2 separate regions of the Homo sapiens genome follow, and region 2 is linked to region 1. The links are chromatin loops, found by intact Hi-C in ENCODE. Cell type or tissue: Calu3. All regions are shown on one strand. Links, peaks and the distances in the headings refer to the core of each region. The heading gives the core; the rest is flanking DNA.

Region 1 (10,148 bases), core at 1,071-9,070:
AAAGCCTGATTTCCAGGGGACACAGCCAGCTGACTTCAGAAGGTATGGCATCACACAGGCTCAGGAGAGAGAGGCAGAGGGAGGCCAGAATCCAGTGGCTGGAACAGGGAGGGCGGCCACAAATCACTCGAGGAGTGAGCGGATCCCAAAGTCCAGTCTTGCAGAGGCTGTCACTCTCCTCTGGGGGAACTGGGTCCCTAAATGGCTTTCTCATTCTCAACCACTCCCTCATCTAGGCATTGCGTTTGCTGCCCTCCCCTGCTGAAGGCCTCTTACACACTCTCTCTCAAACTCCCACCATGCTCTAAGCTTCTGTTCAAGCCCCAGTTCCTTTAGCAACTCACCCGACTGGTCTAACTCACTGTTCTCTCCTTAATGCCCACACTCATGGTCTAAGCCATATTGGTTAGCACTGAACTATAAGTTACTTATCCTAGTTACAATTCCAGAGGGTCAAATGATGAATAATGGCACCAACTAGCCCATTAACCTCCATGGAGCATAAAAGGGGGAAAAAAAGACAAGACCTGAGATCCATTAAAATTCAGTATTCATCCGATTTTCAGCCAATAAACATTTATCAAGGGCCCAAGGTAGGGAAGAGGCTGTCAACACAGTCCATTTTTATATAAAGATTGTCTTTTTGGACTTTTCACAGGCAGTAAAACATACTTGGGGAAGAAATAAATATACTAGTCCTAAAACAAGCTCTCCAACCAGGTCCTGAAGCCTCGAGAGTAGCCCATTCTAGCATTCTTGTTCCTGGAGAACAAGAGACCTGTAGGTGGTCCCAAGCCACTTGGGCTTCAAGGAGCAAGACTATGGCCTTAGGACCCCATTGCTGGAAATACTGGCATCTTCCCTCCCGCCAGGTGATCTGTCTGTTCTCAGGCTCTGGAAAGTACCCAAACTTAACATCTGAACTTGAGTCAAGAGGCATATGGTACAACAGGCCCAACAGCAGACAGGCACTGTGTTAAAAGGGGCATTTTAGGTAACATTCAAATACAAGAGTCATCTGCTTCCAAGCGATGAGTAACATGGAGACAAACACAATAATGGACACTGTGCTTGTCTTGTCCTCTAGTTTTTTCCTCGTCTGTGATGTACTAGTCTTGCTACCCACTAGCAGCTATGCTTGATGAGGGCAGGGACCCTGCCACATGCTCCTTTGGTAGCCCCCCACCCCCCACCCCCAGCACCTAGCACAGTGCTGGGTATACAACAATGCTCAGTAAATACCTGTTGGTTGATTGGCTCGGGTGCCACCCTGCCCAAGTCCCTGGGATGTGTGCAATGCTTATGGGGAGAAAAAAAAGGAAGTGGGATGGTTTCAGATCCTCCTGGAAAGAGGTGGGATGGCATCCTGCCTCTCCCTTCTCAATTAAAGGACCGGCTATGGGAGCAGCGGCAGGTGGGGCTCAGGGGAATCAAGGGACATACAGGCCTCCTCTAGTTTGGCGATGTGCAGCAGGGCCCGGTTCTTGGTGCTGCTGAGGGTTTTCTCCAGGCGCTGAAGGCACATGGCAAGCTGCTTCTCCCCAGCGGCTGGAGTGCCGGCCTCCAGCCCCTCCCGCAGCCGCTCTGCAGAGGCTGCCGTGCAGCGCAGCAGCCAGTGGAGGGCGCTAAGAAGGGCTCGGCACAGTCCGATGCATTCCTCTGCTTTGCCGTGACAGCTACAGGGAAGGATGCAAAATCAGACTCTGTTCTTCCAATGGCTGAAATCCGACCCACATCAATGTTCCCCAGAGTCCCTGGCACTCCCCTACTAGGGACTAGGGCTGAGAAGCTAGCAAAGTCCTGGGGAAGATGCTTAGCCCCTTTGGCTCCTACTGGACAAGATTTCAAATGAGCTACTCCAGACAGAGAGGAGGCACTCTGTCCTAAGGGAGTAAGAAAAGGAGGGCACAGGTAAGTGTAGATGGGCAGGTGGGGAGAAAAAACGTTGGAACCCGGAGTTGGTCTCGGTCTGTGTGCTAGGAGCTGCACCTCTGCACAAAGACAAGGCTGGAACATTGTATTGTGAGCCCCCTTACCCCTGCCCTTACCTCAGACGGTCACAAAACATGTCCATGATGTCCAGCAATGCCTGGACACACAGGTCCCGAGAAAAGTCATCAAACTGTGGAAAGGACAGTGGAGATGCTACGGAATGCCTCCATCCACCCCCAGGTCTCACATGAGGCAGACGGTGCATTCAGGACTCCTGCTCCTCTCTCCTCCAACCCTGGGTTCCAGACTCAGCATCCTCAACACTGGACATTGGCTCCCAAGCACCAGCCCCTACTTGCCAGGATCCCCCTCCCATGGAAGTCCAGCAATGCCAGCCAGAGGCATCATGTGCTGCCTATCCAGCCTCACGGGTCACAGCATCAGGGCCGTCAAGGAGGCGGGGCCTTGTCTGTCATCCCCAATCTAGCTCCTGAGTGTCTATGGTCATACCTTACTGATGGCTGTGAGGACAGAAGAGTAGGACACCATCTGGAGAGAAGGAAGAAAGATAATCTTTAGACAACTAGTCTCCCACAGTTGAGAGGAACAAACACTGATGCTTCAAGTTGCTGCAGCTCTCCTGAACCTCAACCCCTTCCACAGGCCCTCTTCAACCCAAGCAAGGAGAGGCAGTGTCACTGTGCACTGCCCTGTTCCTGCCTCTGTCAGACTTACTGCAAATGGTATCAGCATAAGCCCATCAAGAAGATGATTCTGGGGATGCTCAAAGGCTCCATGTTTCAGGCCGAGCATGGTGGCTCATGCCTGTAATCCCAAAACTTTGGGAGGCCGAGGCGGGCGGATCACGAGGTGAGGAGTTTGAGACCATCCCGCCCAACATGGTGAAACCCCGTCTCTACTAAAAATTAAAAATTAGCTGGGTGTGGTGGTGCGTGCCTATAATCCCAGCTACTCAGGAGGCTGAGGTAGGAGAATCGCTTGAATCAGGGAGTTGGAGGTTGCAGTGAGCCGAGATTGTGCCACTGCAGTCCAGACTGGGAGCAGAGCGAGACTCTGTCTCAAAAAAAAAAAAAAAAAAAAGCGCCTGCTACTCACTGTCCTCAATAAGCATGGGTTAACTGACGGCTAGTGGGCAGAAGCATGGGCAAGAGTGAAGCCATGTCACTGTATTCCTACAGCTTCCGGCAAGAACAGAGGTTTTAATGGGTAAGAACTAGAGACAAACAAACATTTCCTGCACTGAGCAGGTAGTACCTGCACCTTGAAACAGGGAGTGGCTGGGCGTGGTGGCTCACGTTTGTAATCCCAGTACTTTGGGAGGCTGAGGCAGGATTACCTGAGGTCAGGAGTTCAAGACTAGCCTGGCCAACATGGTGAAACCCTGTCTCTACTAAAAATACAAAAATTAGCTGGGCCTGGTGGCCTATGCCTGTAATCTCAGCTACTTGGGAGGCTGAGGCAGGAGAGCTGCTTGAGCCTGGGAGACGGATGTTGCAGTGAGACGAAATCTTGCCACCGCACTCTAACCTGGGTGACAGAGTGAGACTCTGTCAAAAGAAAAGAAAGGGAGGGAGAGAGAGAGAAAGAGGGAAGGAAGGAAGGAAGGAAGGAAAGAAGGAAAGAAGGAAAGAGTAAGTTTTACTGTACAAACTCTTATTTGTTCTCCAGAACTTACTCCCTAGGACCCATCCAGGACACCTTCCCTGATCAACCCCAACCTCCCCCACAAAGCTGAAACCCTTCCTCTGTGCTCCAAGTAATCACCTAAGGCTCATCATTACACGGCGGGTGCCTGCAGTCCCCACTAAATTAGAAGCTCCTTGAGGACAAGGATGCTTTTACTCAGTGACCACCACAAACTTGATGTTTGTAGAATGAATAAATAAAAACACCTTTAGCTCAGCATGTCTCAAAGTAGCTTCCAAAGCTGCCCTACCCAATACACAAGTCACTAGCCCCATATGGTTATTTAAATTTAAATTAATTAAAGTTAAATAAAATTTGGCCAGGTGTGGTGGCTCACGCCTGTAATCCCAGCACTTTGGGAGGCCAAGGCGGGAGGATCATGAGGTCAAGAGATCAAGACCATCCTGGCTGACACGGTGAAACCCCGTCTCTACTAATAATACAAAAAATTAGCCGGGCATGGTGGCGGGTGCCTATAGTCCCAGCTACTAGGGAGGCTGAGGCAGGAGAATGGCGTGAACCCGGGAGGCAGAGCTTGCAGTGAGCCGAGATTGCGCCACTGCACTCCAGTGTGGGCGACAGAGCTAGACTCTGTCTCAAAAAAAAAAAAAAAGAAATGTCACACACATACCCTGAGCTTGTGTGTGACATAAATTTGAGAAACACTGGATTAAACATATAACGAGAACTTTACCACAGAACTTCTCGGAACCATGATATACTCGTATACAATGAGAATCTCTAAGAAGACTGACGATAAAACAAAGCAATATCCTTTAAACTTACTTGACCAAGGAATTTCATGTACCCAGTATTTCCAAAATACATTTTGGGAAATTCTACCTGAACAGTAAGTTCCCAGAGGACAGAGATGGTATTGAATTTATATCTGTTTCTCTAGCATCCAGCCCAAGAACTGATACACAATAGGTCCTCAGGAAGTTTTTATTGCTTTGAACAGATGAATTCTACTAACTAGTTGCCTTCTGGAAAAATCTTACCTTAAAATAAATTTCTGTTAGTAAAACCTATTCATCACCATCATAAGACTGGATATCTAGTTCAGCTGTCTCTGCTGGAGGAGTGGAAGCCTCCAAAGATTTAAGAAGAAAGCTGTCGGCCGGGTGCAGTCGCTCACGCCTGTAATCCCAGAACTTTGGGAGGCCAAGGAGGGTGGATCACGGGGTCAAGAGATCAAGACCATCCTGGCCAACATGGTGAAACCCCGTCTCTGCTAAAAATACAAAAACTAGCCGGGCGTGGTGGCGCATGCCTGTAATCCCAGCTACTCAGGAGGCTGAGGCAGGAGAATCGCTTGAACCCAGGAGGCAGTGGTTGCAGAGAGCCAAGATCGCACCACTGCACTCCAGCCTGATGACAGAGCAAGACTCCATCTCAAAAAAAAAAAAAAAAAGGAGAGGAAGAAAGCCGTCTGCTCAATCACCTGGGTTTGGCAAACTTTCCATCCATGTGCAATTTCCCTCTCACCAAAATACACTGCTCTGTTCAGCCATCTTTCACTAGTACTCCTGGGTGAACAGGAGCAAAACACAGAGGGCTTAAATACCATCAGTGTTCAGAACCACCATACTGTGAGGCCAGGGCTAGTGTCTGATATCCATCAGAAAGCTGGGAGCCTGCCTGGGCAGGATGACCATAACGTTCCGGCGAGCGTTTTGTTTATTTATAACTGATGTCCCCATAGCGAGTGCTTGGCAAAGAAGTGAACCTTGCTGGATACCAACCTGCAGGGGGAGCTGGATGTCCCCACTGAACACTGACCCTCAAATGCCGGGAGAGAAACCCCCAATTATGCATGTTCCGAGGGATGCCATTCGTCAAAATGAATTTATGGTCTTCAAATTCTGAATTCTGTTCAGCAGATTTCTGCTAACTGTATCAATAAAGCACGGCTACTTCAGAGACCCAAAAATGCTTTCTACATGACGAACTGTTTTACACAGCAGGATCTGGCCTATTCAAGTCTTAATCATTCTATCACAGTAGAAGCTCTAAACCACCACAGGCCCCCAGGGCAGGAGACCCTCTGTGTGGCCACCATGCTTGTGGCTAGCCCCACCTGACCCTGCAGCTGCTCTCAAATCCTCTCTGCTCTTCTGAATATTCAACACCCCAACTACTCCTAAGTGCCCTCTACTCGCATAACATTGGGCCAAAGAGCCTCTTGACTCTGAAGGAAGAATAAATTACTAATTTTGCACAGCACTTGAGAGGGCACAAAGGTCTTTCATATCTATTTACTTCTGTTACTTCAGCCTCTTTCTCTTTCTTCCCTTTCCCATCAGTGTTTATACATCTCAAGACTCTTCTATTGGTCTGTTTGTTGTTTGAGACAGGGTCTCGCTCTGTCACCCAGGCTGGAGTGCAGTGGTGCTCCCGGATTCAAGCAATCCTCCCACCTCAGCCTCCTAAGTAGCTGGGACTACAGGTGCACACCACCATGCTTAATTTTTTTTTTTTTTTTTTTTGAGATGGAGTCTTGCTCTCTCGCCCAGGCTGGAGTGCAGCGGCGAGATCTCAGCTCACTGCAAGCTCTGCCTCCCGAGTTCACACCATTCTCCTGCCTCAGCCTCCCGAGTAGCTGGGACTACAGGCACCCACCACCACGCCCGGCTAATTTTTTGTATTCTTAGTAGAAGCGGGGTTTCACCATGTTAGCCAGGATGGTCACGATCTCCTGACCTCGTGATCTGCCCACCTCGGCCTCCCAAAGTGCTGGGATTACAGGTGTGAGCCACCATGCCAGGCTAATTTTCTTTTTTTGAGACAGAGTCTCACTCTGTTGCCCAGGCTGGAGTGCAGTGGCACAATCTCGGCTCACTGCAACCTCTGCCTCCTGGGTTCAAGCGATTCTTCTGCCTCAGCCTCCCGAGTAGCTGGGACTACAGGCACGCGCCACCATGCCCGGCTAATTTTGGTATTTTTAGTAGAGATGGAGTTTCACTCTGTTGGCCAGGCTGGTCTCGAACTCCTGACCTCATGATCCACCTGCCTCGGCCTCCCAAAGTGCTGGGATTACAAGCGTGAGCCACTGTGCCCAGCTGCCTGACTTTCGTATTTTTTGCAGAGATGGGGTTTTGCCGTGTTGTCAAGGGTGGTCTCAAATTCCTGGTCAAGTGAGTTGCCCACCCACACTGGCCTCCCAAATTCCTGGGATTACAGGTATGAGCCTGGCCTAGATTCTTCTATTTTTAAAAGAGTTTCCTATAGACCCCACACTTCCATTTAACCACCACCCCATCTCTGCTACTCTTCACACATATAAAAGTTTTTTTTTTTAATTTTATTTTCTTTTTTTTTTTTGAGACAGATTCTCACTCTGTTGCCCAGGCTGGAGTGCAGTAGCGCGATCTCGGCTCACTGCAACCTCCACCTCCCAGGTTCAAGCAATTCTCCTGCCTCAGCCACCTGAGTAGCTGGGATTACAGGCATGCACCACCACATCCAGCTTATTTTTGTATTAGTAGAGACAGAGTTTCGCCATGTTGGCCAGGCTGGTCTTGAACTCCTGACCTCATGATCCACTCCCTTGGCCTCCCAAAGTGCTGGGATTACAGGTGTGAGCCACTGAACCCGGCCTTTTTAATTTTACTTTTTTAGTAGAGATAGGGTCTATGTTGTCTAGGCTGGGCTCAAACTCCTGGCCTCAAGTGATCCTCCTACCTCGGCCTCAAAAAGTGCTGGGATTACAGGTGTGAGCCACCACGCCCGGACAACATAAGAGTCTTCTACACTCCCTGGCTCTACCTGCACACCTTCCATTGACTATTCAACGCACTCCAATCACTTCTGTCCTGACCACTCTATGAATCTTCTCATTAAGGTCATTGACAAACTCTTCATGTTAAACCTAATGGATCCTTCTCTGTTCTGATCTTACCTGACTTCCCAGCAGCATCTGACCCCTTGAAACATTCCCTCACCCCTCAATCCTCTCTTGGCTTTTCTTGATAACACTCTCACTTTTCTTCCCTACTCTCTGGCCCCTTCTCTTCAGACTCCTATGAGGAATTATCCTCCTAAGTGTGTTCCTTAAATGAGATTGGTTCCTCAGGAAGTTGGGTTTAGTCACTTCTTTGCTCACTCTCCCTGCTGTCTCTGCACAATCTCATCCATGCCCATAGCTTTGATTACCATCAGTAGCTGGTGACTTCTAAACCAAAAGCTCCAGTCTAGAACTCTCCTTTTGAGTACCAGACACGTATGTTCAACTGCCTACCGAGTATCCTCTTTTTGATACCCCACAGTCTTCTTAAATTTAAAAGGCCAAGATCAAACATGTATCCTCACCCACATCCCAACCCTACTCTGCTCTTCCACTGTCTCATGATCCATCAGCTATCTAATGTCCAAACCAGAAACCTAAGCGTTATCCTTGACCCCTTCTCCTCTCTCACTCTGCTCGTCCCATTAATCAAATTGTTTCAATGCCACTTCCTAAACTGTTCTTAAATTCATCATTTTTTTCTGCTGCCACTTCCCAATTTTGTGCTAGTATCATTTCTCGCCTGAATTACAGCAAGAGCCTAAATCAGGGGTTGGAAAACTACAGTCTGCAAGTCCAATTTGGCTCATCACTATTTTTCTTAATCAAATTTTATTAGAACACAGCTATACCCATTTGTTTACAGATGGGCTATACCTATTTTTGAGCTGTAATGACAGAATAGTGATGAGAGAGACCATTCAGTCTGCAAAGCTGAAAATACTTACTATCTGGGTCCTTTAAAGACAAAATATGCCAGACTCAATGATATCCCCATCTTCTGTCTTACCTCCCTCCAACTCGTTCTTCAAACTATAACCAGAGTGATCTTTTTAAAATTAATCCACAAATGTCCCTAATTAATCTACAAAGTCAAGGAAATCTGGATTAAAATATAATAGGATTTTTATGGTAACTTAACGAATTGATTCTAAAATTTGTCTGGAAATGAAATGTCTGAAAACAGCCAAAAAAATTTTGAAAAATAAAGAAACTAAGTGAAGATTTGTCCACCAAGGTATCAAAACATACTATAAAGCTCTAATAAAGTTCTGGTGCAACAAAAGAGAAAGAGGCCGGGCGCAGTGGCTCACGCCTGTAATCCCAGCACTTTCGGAGGCTGAGACAGATGGATTATGAGGTCGGGAGTTCAAGACCAGCCTGGCCAAGATGGTGAAACCCCATCTCTACTAAAAATACAAAAATTAGCTGTGCGTGGTGGTGGGCATCTATAATCCCAGCTACTTGGGAGGCTGAGGCAGAGAATTGCTTGATGCTTGAACCCAGGAGGAGGAGGTTGCACTGAGCCGAGATCGCACCACTGCACTCCAGCCTGGAAGACAGAGTGATACTCCGTCTCAAAAAAAACAGAGAAAGATACCAATGAAATATACTAGGGTGTCAAAAAATGGACCCTTGTGTACAAGAGAATTTAAAATTTAAGATATGACAAAGAATGGCCTATTCAATAAAGACAGTTGAGCCATTATCCATCTATTTGAACAAATAATAAATGTGGATCCCATCCTCATACCACAATAAATTCTAAATGGATCAAACAAAGTAAATACAAAAAATAAAAGTCCAGTGTTGGCAGAAATTAGAGAATATATTTTTCATTTTATTACGTATGTATGTATTTATTTATTTTGAGATAGGATCTCACTCTGTCACACAGGCTAAAGTGCAGTGATGTGATCTCAGCTCACCGCAAGTGCGCCTCCGCGGTTCAAAGGATTCTGCTGCCTCAGCCTCCCGAGTAGCTGGGATTACAGATGTGCGCCACCATCAGCTAATTTTTACATTTTTAGTAGAGACAGGGTTTCACCATGTTGGCCAGACTAGTCTTGAACTCCTAACCTAAGGTGATCCACCCACCTCGGCCTCCCAAAGTGCTGGGAGCCACCACACCCGGCCTGTTGTTAATAATGAGATTTTCCCTTCAGATTTCCCCTTCCCAGATCCCGTTGTCTCAGACTGATGGGATTTTCTCCACAGCCTCTTGACTGGCTCACCAATTGTTGTGCTGGACCCCTATTCACTAGGGATGGCACCAGGTTCAAGAGGCTGAAGGGACCTGGAGACAGCAGATGACACATAGGGTTTTGCTAGGCGGAACTTATATGCAGGGACAGTCCAGGGGTGGTGGGCTGGACAGGAGAACCGCCTGTAATTTTTTTTCTTAGTATGCAGAAATTTTTTATGTTTTTGTTGTCAGTTTTATCCTTTTTTTCCCTTACTGGACTTTTGTCTTCCTTAAGGATTTTTCTGCTTCAAAGATTTAAATAAGCCAGGCGCGGTGGCTCACGTCTGTAATCCCAGCACTTTGGGAGGCCGAGGCGGGCGGATCACGAGGTCAGGAGATCGAGACCATCCTGGCTAACACTTTCGTGAAACCCCATCTCTACTAAAAATACAAAAAATTAGCCAGGCGCAGTGGCGGGCGCCTGTAATCCCAGCTACTCAGGAGGCTGAGGCAGGAGAATGGCATGAACCCGGGAGG
Region 2 (9,074 bases), core at 1,075-9,074, 51 kb before region 1:
GCTCACTGCAACCTCTGCCTCCCAAGTTCAAGCGATTCTCCTGCCTCAGCTTCCCGAGTAGCTGGGATTACGGTCACCCACCACCACGCCCGGCTAATTTTTTTATTTTTAGTAGAGACTGGGTTTCACCATGTTGGCCAGGCTGGTCTCCAACTGCTACCCTTAATGATCCGCCCTCCTCAGCCTCCCAAAGTACTGGGATTACAGGCGTGAGCCACTGTGCCCCACCTATAATTTTTTTAATGTTACAAATTTGGTAGTTTAAAAATGTTTCCATTTGCAATTACTCAAATACTAATGGAATATAATTTTTGTCTGTTAGCTATTTTTCCTCTTTGTATGTTAGTTCGTCTCCATTTTTGTTTTGAAATTGTGGCAATATAATCATTATACCATTATATCTCTTAACCATTTATACAAGCTCTTTATAGAATAAAAATATGAATCTTTGATCACATTTGTTGAAAATATTTTTCTTTTGTATACACAGTTATCTAAAAGGGTTTTTTTAAATGAAGTCAAGCCCATTAATCTTTTGTGCGTATGTGATTTCTCCCATTGTTCACATTTAGAAAGTCTTTTCCATTAAGATCTGATAAATCTGGACTCCAGGTTTCTGTAGTTAATTGGTTTTTCTTTTCTTCCTCTGTCATCCTCTACCCCATCCTGCACCCCCACTGTATGTTTTTCTTGCCACTTGGTTATGTCTTAAAATCAGTGTGTGGAATCTGTAAATATTATGGACCCCATTAGGGCAGAAAAGGTGAGTGGTCGCATTTTGCCCCTCTGTGAGAGGCTCCTTAGAACTCCTTGCCTGGCCGGCACGGTGGCTCACGCCTATAATCCCAGCACTTTGGGAGGCCAAGGCGGGCAGATCACGAGGTCAGGAGATCGAGACCATCCTGGCTAACACGGTGAAACCCCGTCTCTACTAAAAATACAAAAAATTTAGCCAGGCGTGGTGGCGGGTGCCTGTAGTCCCAGCTACTCGGGAGGCTGAGGCAGGAGAATGGTGTGAACCCAGCAGGCAGAGCTTGCAGTGAGCCGAGATCACACCACTGCACTCCGGCCTGGGCGACAGAGTGAGACTCCGTCTCAAAAAAAAAAAAAAAAAAAAAAAGAACTCCTTGCCTGGAGTGGTGGGGGACTAGGAGTGAAAGTGACATCATTTTCTTCTCTGCTCTTCTTCAGACATCAAGGAGCACGTGAAACAGCTAGAGAAAGCGGTTTCAGGCAAGGAGCCGAGATTCGTGCTGCGGGCCCTGCGGATGCTGCCTTCCACATCACGCCGCCTCAACCACTATGTTCTGTATAAGGCTGTGCAGGGCTTCTTCACTTCAAATAATGCCACTCGAGACTTTTTGCTCCCCTTCCTGGAAGAGGTGAGTGAGTCAGGCCAACTTAAAGGGTGCAGGCCTGGCCTCAGATCCCCAGGAACAGCATTGTTTTCCATCCTAAAGTCCCATCTTATTACCTGTGGTAGCATGAGGAGAGAAGCCAAAGCAGTCCATTTGAATACTCATCTGCACAGTGACAAGGGAACCGTCCACTGCCCTGTAGTGTCATTCTTCAAAGTCAGGGGATCAGGACCCTCCCAGCCAAACTCATTTCCCACTACCCTGCAACCTGTACCCCCTACTCCAGTTGAGGTTGCGTTGGGTGACCTCTCTGTTGTTCTAGGAGAGAGAAGGTGCTGCTGCCTCTTTCTTCTGAAGCTTCACCATGGAGGAGGTAGAGAACAGTGGTTAGGAGGAGCACAGCTGTCAGGGCCAGGCACAGTGGCTCACACCTGTCTTCCCAGCACTTTGGGAGGCTGAGGCGGGCACAGTGGCTAACATCGTCATCCCAGCACTTTGGGAGGCTGAGGCGAGCAGATCGTTTGAGTCCAGCCTGGATTCAAACAATCTGCCCGCCCAGGAGTTTGAGACCAGCCTGGGCGACATGGTGAGACCCTGTCTCTGCAAAAAGTACAAAAATTAGCCAGGCATGGTGGCACCTGCCTGTAGTCCCAGCTACTCGGGAGGCTGAGGCAGGAGGATCACTTGAATGCAGGAGGTGGAGATTGCAGTGAACCAAGATTGCACCACTGCACTCTAGCCTAGGTGACAGGGTGACCCCCCTACCTCAAAACAAAACAAAAAAAACCCCACAGATTTTAGAGGTAGAGTTGAATTTGAATCCAAACCCTGACAGTTAGTACCTGTGGGACTTGGGCGAGTGACTTCATTTTGCTGTGCCTCGTTTTCTTCATTTGTTAAACGTGATGAACGGATTGGGAAGCGGGCAGTATAAAGCTCCTAGAGCAGTGCCTGGTACGTAGTGAATGCAGACGAAGTCAGTTTGGTGGTGGTGGTGGCGCCTCCGTGCCAGGAGAGACCTCTCCTTATCCTCTGTAGCTGTAAACTCTCCCTCATGATTCATGGCATGGGCCAGGTCTCAGCCTTCTCCAATTCCACTGACCTTCCAGCACCTGCATTTCCTTAAAATCCTGTATACTCAGTCAGCTCCGTGGATGGGGAAACTCAGAACATCCCTGGAGGCAGGGCAGTGAAGAGTTTCTTGTCTGGGAAAGGGGAAAAGCGTACTGTTCCCCCAACTCCACCTTGAATATTTTCTGACCTTCACATCGCTAAACTCACGAAACGTGATTATTTTGGGGGTGACTGTAACACATTATTTTTTCCAGTGTCAGTGACAACATAGGAAAATATGTTTTGTTTATATGTTGACTTTCCCTAAATTTTCTTTGTTCCCACAAGAAACCATTTTTTGGTCTCATTATTCTGATTTCATCTCTAGAATTATTTCGTTCAGCCCTGTCCAGTAGTATTTGCAGTGGATCCAGGTGTGGTGGTTTAATGTCTCCACTTAGGTTGTAGCCTCTTTGAAGGTTCCTTACATCGTCCTTTGTCTCCATTATGTTGTGTAAAGAAATTTTTTGTTCTCCTGTAACACTTTATTGTGTTTATTAATATTATATTGCCAGCCTCCTTGACTTGTTTTGTTTTTTTGAGATGGGGTCTTGCTCTGTCACCCAGGCTGAAGCACGGTGGCACACTTATGGCCCAGTGCAGGCTCAGACTCCTGGTATCAAGCAGTCCTCCTGCCTCAGCCTCCTGAGTAGCTGGGAATACAGGTGCATGCCACCATGCCTGGCTAGTTCTTTTTTATTTTTTGAGAGATGGGGTCTCACTGTGTTGCCCAGACTGGTCTCAAATTCCTGGCCTCAAGCATTCTCCTGCCTCAGCCTTCCAGGTAGCTGGCACTACCGGCGTGAGCCACCACACCCAGCTCCTCCTTGATTTCTTTGGGAAAGACTGTAATCTTTATTTTTTTATCCCTAGCACCTAACAAAATCTTGGCACATGGTAGACACTCAATAAATATGTTGAAATACATAGTGGATGCTCAATAAATTCTTGGTTACTTGATCAGACTGAGCTTTTCCATGGTAACTTCTGTCCTCTCCTAGCCCATGGACACAGAGGCTGATTTACAGTTCCGTCCCCGCACGGGAAAAGCTGCGTCGACACCCCTCCTGCCTGAAGTGGAAGCCTATCTCCAACTCCTCGTGGTCATCTTCATGATGAACAGCAAGCGCTACAAAGAGGTATCCAGGATGCAGTGAGAGCGATTCATAAGCCCCAAGTGATGCAAGGGGTTTGGCGGGGAGATGGTCCCTGGTGAAGAAATGGAAATAATCATTGATTCTTAAGAACTGTCCCCCACACTCTTTCCCCATAGAGGTATGCGTTTGATCCCACATCCCAGGAGAACCCACTCTTGCTCTGGGCACTGTGGGACAGGGCTTGCAGTGGTCATGCTGTACCGGTCTGTGGGGGATACCAGCGTAGTACATTCTTGGGGAAAAGTAGGGGCATTTGGAGACAGAAAGACCTGGGTTCCAATCCCAGCCATACCCTAGGCAAATTAATTTCTCCCAGCTATATGTAAGATGGGGATAATAGTGCCTACCTTACAAGATGGTTAGCGTTACATAAAATAATTTGTTTAGAAATACTTAGCGCAATGATCTGCATATAGTAAGCTTTCGTGATATTTTCATAAATGGTAGCTGTTATTATGGACTAATAGCTCCATTTGCAAACTGCACTTCTACCACTCCCCCAGCTAGGGCCAGCTTCTTTGTTCATCATAGCCACTGTCACAGGAGCACACTCAGGAAGTAAGTCGCACTCCTTAATTCCCTGGTTTGTTTCCTTTCCTTACCACACTATTTTTGGTTGTTGTTTGGTTGGGGGTTTTTTTGAGATTGGGTCTTGCTTTGTTGCCCATGCTGGAGGGCAGTGGTGTGATCACAGTTCACTTGACCTCCCCGGCTTAAGTGATCCTTCCACCTCAGCTTCTTGGGTAGCTGGGACTACAGGCATGTGCCACCACGCCCAGCTAATCTTTGCATTTTTTTTGTAGAGACAGGATTTCACCTTCTTGCCAAGCTGGTCTCCAACCCCTGGGCTCAAGTGATTTCCTGGGCTCAGCCTCCCAAAGTGTTAGGGTTACAGGCATGAGCCACTGCGCCTGGCCCACTGTTTTGTTTTTACTGGAGATGGGGTCTTGCTATGTTAACCAAGCTGGTCTTGAACTCCTGGGCTCAGGTAGTCCTCCCGCCTCAGCCTCTCATGTAGCTGGGATTACAGGCACGTGCCACTGTACTTGGCTGTTTGTTTTTGAGATATAATTCACCCCTTTAAAGTGTACTACAGGCCAGGTATGGTGGCTCACGCCTGTAATCCCAGCACCTTGGGAGGCCAAGGCAGGCAGATCATGAGGTCAGACAATCAAGACCATCCTGGCCAACATGGTGAAACCCTGTCTTTACTAAAAATACAAAAAATTAGCCGGGCGTGGTGGTGTGTGCCTGTAGACCCAGCTACTCAGAAGGCTGAGGCAGGGGAATTGCTTGAACCAGGGAGGCGGAGGTTGTGGTGAGCCGGGATTGTGCCACTGCACTCCAGCCTGGTGACAGAGCGAGACTCCGTCAAACAAATAAATAAAGTATACTACAATTGAGTGGGTTTTAGTATATTCCCAAAGTTGTATATCCACCCCTAATTCCAGAACATTTTCATCACCCCACAAAGAAACACCATACGTATTAGTAGTCACTTTTCATTTTCCCCTTACCCAGCCCCTGGCCGCTACTAATCTGCCCTGTCTCTATTGAGGATTTACTTACTCTGGACATTTCATGTAAATGGAATTACACACCGTGTGCCCTTGGTTTCTGGCTTTTTTCACTTAGCATCATGTTTTCAAGGTTGACCCATGTTGTAGTGTGTGTCAGTACTTCCTTCCTTTTTAAGGCTGAGTAATATTCCCTCGTGTGGATGTGCCACATTTTGTTTATCTGTTCATCAGCTGACGGGCACCTGGGTTGTTTCTACTCTTTGGTTATGAATAATGCTTCTGTGAACATTCGTGTACATGCTTTTATGTGAGCCTAAGTTTCCAGTTCTCTTGGCTTGCATACCTAGGATAGGAATTGCTGGCTCAAATGACAACTCCATGTTTATCCTTTTGAGGAACTGCCACTTGATTCTCTTTTGGCTTCCTCCCCAGGCACAGAAGATCTCTGATGATCTGATGCAGAAGATCAGTACTCAGAACCGCCGGGCCCTAGACCTTGTAGCCGCAAAGTGTTACTATTATCACGCCCGGGTCTATGAGTTCCTGGACAAGCTGGATGTGGTGCGCAGGTACAGGCAGCCAAGCATCTCACTTGGGGTCCGTGGGGTCAGAGACTTGGTCAGTCACAAGCACACAGCTGTGGATCTGCAGAGGGCGAAGAACCTGTAGATGTAAGCAGGGAAGAGGGGCAGTGGTTCCCATGCCCTGCGCCACGTGAGGGGTGTGGGAGAGAGACTGGTGCTAGATGAAGAAGTGGGTCACTGCTGGGCTGTAAAGAACTGTCCCCAGGTTCTTCCCTTCACCCCACATCAAGGTAGGACTGAGGGTGGGTTAGGGGTGGAGGGACAGGCTAGAAAACATTTTACTTCTTTGCTCAAAACCTGCAGTGGCTTCCCGTCTCAAGGAAAGACAAAGTCCTTACAATACCTCATAAGGCCTGACGTGATCTGCTCCATTTTGACCTCCCAGACTTCACCTCCTCCTGCTCCTCAGCCCCACTGGCCTGCCTTTCCTCTGGTGTGCCCGGCACACTCTTCTTCAGAGCCTTTGCACTGGCTGCCCCTCTGTCCAGAACACTCTTCTCTCCGCCTCCTTCAAGCCTTCCCTTAACTGATCCCTTCTCAGTGAGTCCTGCCTTGGCCAAGCTATTGAAAAGTTCAACTCATCTTTCTCACGTCCTGCATTCCCCATTGCAGTTCCCCTGGCCTCACAGGCCTCCCATCTTCTGTCACACTGCAGGCTGTGCTTCTTTCTCATGACCATTGCCTCCCCCACTGCACTGCATTCCCTAAGGGCAGGGTTTTGTCCCTTTGTCGCACCCAGAATAGTGCTGTACACCTTAGGCACTCGATAGTTAACAGTATTCAGCAAATAACCAGAAAAGCAATTTGTATAACTTTTTTAAGGAATTGAGAAAGAGCGAAGAGTTAAAGGCAGTTCAGAGAGTTGTGATTTGAAGGCTTTGACATCTTTCTTTCCTTCTTGAAGCTTCTTGCATGCTCGGCTCCGGACAGCTACGCTTCGGCATGACGCAGACGGGCAGGCCACCCTGTTGAACCTCCTGCTGCGGAATTACCTACACTACAGCTTGTACGACCAGGCTGAGAAGCTGGTGTCCAAGTCTGTGTTCCCAGAGCAGGCCAACAACAATGAGTGGGCCAGGTACCTCTACTACACAGGTGAGCAGAGGGGCCCAACCCATAAATCAGAAGGTGTCTCAGGCCTGCCTGGTGCAAATTTTCCAAGGGGTGGTGCATAAGAGGCCCATTTGGCACCCTGGCTTGTCGGTGGGGAGTTGGATGACCCTACTCTGTTGACCAACTCTCCTCTCCTCCACTCCCAGGGCGAATCAAAGCCATCCAGCTGGAGTACTCAGAGGCCCGGAGAACGATGACCAACGCCCTTCGCAAGGCCCCTCAGCACACAGCTGTCGGCTTCAAACAGACGGTGAGCCACAACTACCATCATCCCTTTGCCTCTTTTTTTTTTTTTTTTTTAAATGGTGTCTTGCTATGTTACCTGGGCTGGTCTTGAACTCCTGGGTTCAAGAAGTCCTCCCACCTCAGCTTCCCAAAGTGCTGGGATCACAGGTATGAGCCACCATGCCTGGCCCCTTTGCCTGTTACTCATTCCCTACCACTTCAGTTCTCTTCTCTATGCTAGGGGCTAGGAAAGGCATCCTTAACCTTCCTATCCAGAAGGACTTCAACTTTTATTATTATTTTTTGTGTGTGTGGAGACAGGCATATCACTGTTGCTCAGGTGAGAACTCCTGGGCTCAAGCAATCCTTCGGCCTCTGCCTCCCTAAGTGCTGAGATTGCAGGTGCGAGCTGCCATGTCTGCAAAAGGTTGCTTCACATCTATTTGTGGGTGTCAATGAAGCAGACACTACCTGCACCTCTGGCAGTGGATATTCAGAGTGTTTCTGGCAGATAGGTTTAGAATATTCCTGATTCCCCAGCGCTCCTGACAGTCATTCCAGGCTTGGACCTAGATTGTGTTGATACAAACCCCAGGTTTTTATCTAGTCCTTCATGTTCACATTTGGAAACTGTATTGTCTGTGGCCAAGGAACCCAGAAAATCTCTGCAAGGCTGAGTGGCTCAAGTAAACATAAAACTTGGCCACTTAAGAGCTGTCAGTCAGCAAGTATTTAAGCATCAACCTTGGTATTAGGCACTGTAAGGGATAGGAAGGGAGGATAATAAGTGATCTTTCTTTCTTTTCTTTCGTTTTTTGTTTTCTGAGACAGAGTCTCCCTCTGTCACTCAGGCTGGAGTGCAATGGCACGATCTTTTCTCACTGCAACCTCTGCCTCCCGAGTTCAAGTGATTCTCCTGCCTCAGCTTCCTCAGTAGCTGGGCAGGCGCCTGCCACCACATCCAACTAATTTTTTTGTTTGTTTTTTTGGTTCTTTTTTTTGAAACGGAGTCTTGCTCTGTCTCCCAGGCTGGAGACAGAGGTGCCATCTTGGCTCACTGCAACCCCTGTCTTTGGGGTTCAAGGGATTCTCCTGCCTCAGCCTCCCGAGTAACTGGGATTACAGGCGCCTGCCACCACGCCCAGCTAATTTTTTGTATTTTTAGTAGAGATGGGGTTTCACCATGTTGGCCAGGCTGGTCTCGAACTCCTGACCTCAAGTGATCCACCCACCTCAGCCTCCCAAAGTCCTGGGATTACAGGCGTGAGCCACCGCTCCAGGCCAGGTATTTCTTATTATTAGAGTATTTCAAAGAGATAAAGAATGTTGTGTCAGAAAGCTTGAGGGTGTATGTGAAGTCACAGAGCCCAGTAGCCAGGATGTAGACCCAGTCTTCCCAAATTCAAACCTCTGCTCCTACCTTCACACAACATCCACCTCCATGGTGTCTTGACAGGGAACGGGAGACGTGTGTTGATTAGGTCAATGTAGTAGGAGATTCATTTTATTTCTGTTCAGAAGTTCAGAGAAAGTCAGATTTGTTTTTGATCAAATAATGAAAGAGAAAGGGTCTTAAAGAAAAAGTTGGCTAGGTACAGGGCTCACACCTGTAATCCTAGCACTTTGGGAGGCTGTGGCAAGAGGATTGCTTGAGACCAACCTGAGCAACATATGGAGACACCGCCTCTGCAAAAATTAAAAACCTAGCTGGGCGTGATGGCATGCACCTGTAGTCCCAGCTACTTGGGAGGCTGAGGTGCAAGGATCACTTGGGCCCAGGAAGTCGAGGCTGCAGTGAGCCATGATCGTGCCACTGCACTGCAGCCTGGGCGACAGAGCAAGACTCTGTCTCAAAAAAAAACAAACATTAAAATTGAACTGGTCTTTGAAAGATGGGTAGGATTTTCACAAGGAGTAAAGGCTTTTCAGACACACAGGGTGCGTGAGCAAAATGTTAGATTGCTTACAATATGAGAGACACTAAAGTTTCTTTTGAAAATCACT

The links. Hi-C counts contacts between places; a loop is a spot of excess contacts. Peaks named below come from ENCODE experiments on the same cell type or tissue, not always from the same donor. Only the 100,000 strongest peaks of a DNase experiment are listed, where the experiment ranks them.
Region 2: it touches region 1 in a loop (5-fold over the local background); 7 of 110 quality-filtered maps call a loop at or near these places.

The regions. Positions count from the first base shown.
Region 1 is chr17:40,033,674-40,043,821 of GRCh38, forward strand. MED24 (mediator complex subunit 24) reads right to left here. Exons shown (of 26, transcript NM_014815.4): 4 at 2,443-2,481; 5 at 2,049-2,122; 6 at 1,444-1,676. Among named protein-coding and RNA genes, the nearest start is that of SNORD124, 11 kb to the left of the region's middle. RefSeq lists an enhancer at 1,929-2,796. In Calu3, for the core only: no CTCF peak of the experiment used is centred there; DNase peaks (open chromatin) are centred at 1,608 and 5,348.
Region 2 is chr17:39,983,103-39,992,176 of GRCh38, forward strand. It overlaps PSMD3 (proteasome 26S subunit, non-ATPase 3), which reads left to right. Exons shown (of 12, transcript NM_002809.4): 2 at 1,192-1,382; 3 at 3,473-3,610; 4 at 5,581-5,717; 5 at 6,637-6,827; 6 at 6,992-7,095. LOC124904000 (a long non-coding RNA gene) reads right to left here. Exons shown (of 3, transcript XR_007065751.1): 1 at 8,491-9,074; 2 at 5,492-5,793; 3 at 3,596-3,680. Among named protein-coding and RNA genes, the nearest start is that of PSMD3, 6.8 kb to the left of the region's middle. In Calu3, for the core only: no CTCF peak of the experiment used is centred there; no DNase peak of the experiment used is centred there.